Regions from separate parts of the Homo sapiens genome. Here region 1 is linked to region 2. The links are chromatin loops, found by intact Hi-C in ENCODE. Cell type or tissue: endothelial cell of umbilical vein. All regions are shown on one strand.

Region 1 (2,500 bases), 150 kb before region 2:
TACCAAAACCAGTAGTGTGCATTGTTTACGAATGCACACATGTTAGTTAATGCATAAAGACCTGGGTGAGAACTCTAGCCTCCGGGAAGGGAGGGGACAGGATGCATAGCTCTGGCCTTACCTCTATCTGTAACTTTCCTTTTTTTTGTTTTTTGAGACGGAGTCTTGATCTGTCCCCTAGGCTGGAGTGCAGTGGGGCGATCTCGGCTCACTGCAACCTCTGCCTCCCGGGTTCAAGAGATTCTCCTGCCTCAGCCTCCCAAGTAGCTGGGACTACAGGGCCGCGCCACCACGTCCAGCTAATTTTGGTATTTTTAGTAGAGACAGGGTTTCATCACGTTAGCCAGGTTGGTCTCGATCTCTTGACCTCGTGATCTGCCCACCTCAGCCTCCCAAAGTGCTGGGATTACAGGCATGAGCCACCACGTCTGGCCATAACTTTCCATTATCTGAGCTGCCAGCATACTGAGTCCTGTTGCCTTCCAAGACCAGCTCCACTCCTGGGGTTCCATTAGGTAAACACAATGTCCTCTGCTCCCCCCCGCCGTCTTCCCTCACTTAAGTTAGTTCCAGTTGGGCTTCATCGCTAGTAACCAGGACGCCTGCCTATAGTTTCTTCTTTTTTTTTCCTTTTCAATTCATCCCCAGTTCTCGCCACCTCGTAGGTATTCAATTAATACATGTTTAAGTGGACCTGTCCAGGAAGGGGAGTTCTCAACTCTAAGCTCCTGCATTTCTTTTGGGACTTCTCATGGTTACAAAGAGCATTCATTCATACTGTGACTGAGGGTAAACAAGTCGCTGCCCACTCGGCCTCAGTTTCCTCCTAAATGACCCGTCTGGCCACTTCCAGCCCCAGCAGGGTCTGATTCTAGGAATTCGGTCCTTTCATGTCGAAAACAACACTCGGGCATTTCACAAAAGCACCCAACCCCCTGGCTCCCCTTGGAAGCACAGCCCGCGTCCCTGGAACCCGGGCTGCACTGAGCTGGTCACATGAACTCCGGGCTTTCTCTGGTGTGACGGGTTTCTTAGATCCCTTTGTGAGCGCAGGTTTTGAAAGGGAACGACCCCGGGTTCTGGGTGTGAGAGGCGCAGGGGATCGGCGGGAGGAAGGCTGTCGGAGCCAATCAAGCCGCCTCCAGACCCCAGCACGTCGCCTGGGCTGCGCGCTCCGACTGCGCCTCCGCCCGCGCGCCTCCCGGCCTCGCCCGAGGGTGCCTGGGCAGGCGAGGACCCCAGGTGAGAGGCCGGAGGGTCCTGGAGGGTGGGAGGCCCCGGCGGTTCGGCCCGGGCTCCACGACGGGCTGGCCCGGGCTCAGGGCGTGTCCGTCGCCGCCGGGCGGCTCGCTCGACACTGTTCGCTCCTACCGGCTGTAGATGGAGCTGTCTGGGTTCCGGCAGCCTCCGACGAGCCTCGGAGTGTTTCTCTTTAAACGGCCTGAGAGGGACATGCCTCCCAGGATGCAGTTTGTAGCAACATGGCAGCTGCTGTGCAGCTCCCCTGCTAAAGAGGCGCCGGGACGGCAGCGCAGCTCGCAGCCGGGGCCGGGGCCGGAGCTGGGGTCCCAGCCGCGGCCGCAGAGGGGCGGCGCGCGGGCCGGGGGCCGCCGTTGAGGGCCGGGGCCCAGCTCGCCGCCGGGACGCAGCCGGCCGGGCCGCCCGCACAGCCGCGCGCCCAGCTCCGACGCCGCCGCTCGGGCTCCGCGACCCCGCGCCCGCTCGCCCCGCGCGCCCCGAGCAGGCCGGGGCCCGACGGCCGCGCGCGAGCCCCGGCGGGGAAGACAGGGCTGGGCCGGCGCCGCCTGCGGAGAGCGCCGGGCGGCCGGGCCTGCGTGGGGCCGCGCGCAGTAGCGGCGGCGGCAGTAGCGGCGGCGACTCCGGGGGCCCGGGCCGGACAGCGCAGGGCCATGGCCGAGGCGGCCCCGGCTCCTGTGAGGGCGGCCCGCGCGCGCACGGACGCGCGGCCTCGGGGCCCCGGGGACGGCCTGCGTGTCCCGGGCTCGGCGGCCCGGCCTGGGATCTCGGTAAGGGGCAGAAACGCTACGACGTTGGCGCGGGGGGTGGGGGCGCCCTGGAGGGGGCCCGCGCGTCTTGACCCGGGCGGTGGGGGAGGGCTACGGGCCTCGCCGCCGTCCGTGCGAGGGAGGCTGCTCTCACGCCCGGCCCGGCACACACGCGGCCCCGAGGTGGGGCGCCCGGAGGCGCGCTCGCTCCCTGCGGGGCCCGCGCTGCGTCCGTCGGGGTAGCCGCCGGCACGTTTTCCGCAGAGCTCGGCCCCGCGGAGCCTTCCCCGGCCCGGGCGCGGCGCTGACGCGGCTCTCCCATTTCGCAGAACGGAGACACTGAGGCACAGACACCTGGCGGCGACCCGCCCTGCCGGCCCCAAGGTCACGTAGCAAGGCATCCGTGGCACGGTGCGGCAGCCCCAGAAAGGCCTGCCCAGAGGGCTGCGGGCCTGGACGGGGAGGGGGTGGCTCTGGCGGCGGCCGCCCCTGGG
Region 2 (2,500 bases):
AAAAAAAAGAATGAAATCACATCATTTGCAGCAACATGGATGCAGCTGGAGGCCATTATCCTAAGTGAGTTAACACAGAAACAAAAAACCAAATACCACATGTTCTCACTTATAAGTGGGAGCTAAACATTAGATACACATGGACAGAGAGATGGGAACAATAAGCATTGGGGAATCCAAAAGGGGAGAGGGAGGGAGGGGGAGAAGGGTTAATAAACTACCTGTTTGGCAATGGGATCATTAGAAGCCCAAACATCAGCATTACTCAATATACCCATGTAACAAATCTGTACACGTACCCCTTGAGTTTAAAATTTAAAAATTTTTAAAAAGGTCATCACTAGTTCGTGTATTCAACAAACATTTATTGAGCTCCTGCCTGTTCCAATCTGTGTCATGTTCTGTGAACCCCTAGCTGATGAAGACTTTGTTTTGGCAGTCAAGGAGCTCCTGGGCCAGAGAACTGTTCCCACTGCAGATATATACGGAGTACCCAAGGGACAACATGATCATCATCCTAGTCTCAGGCCTCCAGGAGAGGTCTCTGCACGCCAGGCCAACAGCTCTTTTGAGCTTGAGCTTATGTGCAGACCAGCAAAGAAAAATTTTCTTGTTGATATCTTTGTCCACAGCATGGGGGAAGGGAAAGAGAAGTGTATTTGTTTGTTCTCACACTGCTATAAAGACATACCTGAGACTGGGTAATTTATAAAGAAAATAGGTGTAATTGGCTCACAGTTCTGTGGGATGTACAGGCTTCTTCTGGGAAGGCCTCAGGAAACTTACAATCATGGCAGAAGGGGTGTGAGAAGCAAGCACATATTCACATGGCCGGCAGGAAAGAAAGAGAGTAAAGGGGGAAGTGCTACACACTCTCAAACAACCAGATCTCATGAGAACTCACTCGCTATCACAAGAACAGCAAGGGAAAAATCTGCCCCATAATCACCCCCCACTAGATCCCTACCCCAACACTGGGGATTACAATTCAACAAGAGATTTGGGTGACAACACAGAACCAAACCATATCAAGAGATTGCAAGGGCTTTGGGACTAGACCTTCAGTGAGGCTAATTGTTGAGAAGGAACAATACTCAGTCCAGCTCTGCTCAGCACATCATTATTGCAGTGGTCTAGCATCTCTTCCTGTCTTCTCCTCCAACTCAGACATTGCTGGGCCAAACTAGGTATTTTTTTTCAGATTTCAGCCTGACCATATCACTCCCTCTGGTGGACAGTTGTTGATTCTTTTTACCCAGCATCCATTTCTCCCTCTTCTTAAGCTTCTTTCATTGTTTCTCCTTCATCTCCTTTTTTGTCTCAAATACTGTCTCCCAAAAGATGCATTCTAGAAGTGAAGAAAACTAGGGGGCACCTGGATTTGAACCAGGGACCTCTTGATCTGCAGTCAAATGCTCTACCACTGAGCTATGCCCCCTGCTGCCATTATGTTTCCTATTAATATTATTTCAGCTTTGGAATCGTGTTGTATTAACATGATGGTAAGTGGCAGAGATTAAATTTCAGCTGATAGAAAATAAAATATAATGTAAATATCAGACAAGAAGCTGACTTCCAGGAACTCAAATGTTCTCAGGACTCTCTCCCTGTAGCTTTATTCTTTGGTTCCCTCTTAAGTTAGTTTTAATGTCTCAAACCCAACTCTCCACGCAGCTGAGACCCTGCCTCCAACATTTGTAGGTTCATAGCTCCACACTTTGATTGCCAGAGAGAAAAAGACTTGAGTCTAAAAAATTCTAGAGAAGGACTGTGGTTGGTTTGGCTTGGGTTCTGTGCCTATCCATGAGCAGCCACTGCCACCAAGGATTAAGATATGTAAGGGGTATAACCATTTCAGGAGTAAGGTCTTCTAAGAATATATCTGCCTCCACTCAGAATATATGTCTATAGTATGAGGAGAAAAGTGGTTCTCTAAAAGAAGTCAGGAGTAGCCAGGACATGGCCATGGGGGACCATCACTGCAGCCCTAGGGGCCTCTCAGTATTCTCAGCAGAGTGGAACATATTAAGAAAGACTAGCAACCTACTGCCTCTGCTAAACAGAGCCATGGGAAGCCCTGCACAGCCAGATTCCTTGATGAGTTTCATGCATTAATTCAATGAGCACTAGTAGGTGCCTCCTGTGTCCCAGACTCTAACAACCACACAATTCCCGGCCTCAGGAGCTAAAAGTTTAGTGGAAATGCCTGTCATGGCAATTCATGATAATAGCTCTTGGAATACAGAGGAGAGGGTGTAAATTACACACCTGACCAAAACTAGGGTAATGGCATGTTCCCTATTCAAAATGGGCTTTGCGTTCTGAAGGGCTTACTTAAACAAGGCAGGTGGGAAGGAATTCCATGTGAAAATGGCAGCAAGAGCAATGGATTCAGGTGCAGCCTTGACAAGAAAGTTCAAGGATGGTCATTGCACAGTGTTGGGTGAGACAATGGGGGAGGATCTTAGAGAGGCATCGAGGCCCAAGGCCTACAGTACAG

Evidence for each region. A loop is a pair of places that touch in the nucleus more often than their neighbours do. Peaks named below come from ENCODE experiments on the same cell type or tissue, not always from the same donor. Only the 100,000 strongest peaks of a DNase experiment are listed, where the experiment ranks them.
Region 1: it touches region 2 in a loop (10-fold over the local background); 4 of 110 quality-filtered maps call a loop at or near these places.

Annotation. Positions count from the first base shown.
Region 1 is chr7:149,459,557-149,462,056 of GRCh38, reverse strand. ZNF777 (zinc finger protein 777) reads left to right here and starts at 995. Exons shown (of 6, transcript NM_015694.3): 1 at 995-1,242. RefSeq lists silencers at 1,015-1,354, 1,525-1,594, 1,885-1,964, 1,975-2,334. In endothelial cell of umbilical vein, a CTCF peak has its summit at 1,364; a DNase peak (open chromatin) is centred at 1,386; H3K4me3 peaks cover 1,845 bases; H3K27ac peaks cover 283 bases.
Region 2 is chr7:149,309,128-149,311,627 of GRCh38, reverse strand. It overlaps TRC-GCA1-1 (tRNA-Cys (anticodon GCA) 1-1), which reads right to left and starts at 1,438; the gene lies at 1,367-1,438. In endothelial cell of umbilical vein, a CTCF peak has its summit at 1,227 (motif pointing left); a DNase peak (open chromatin) is centred at 1,247.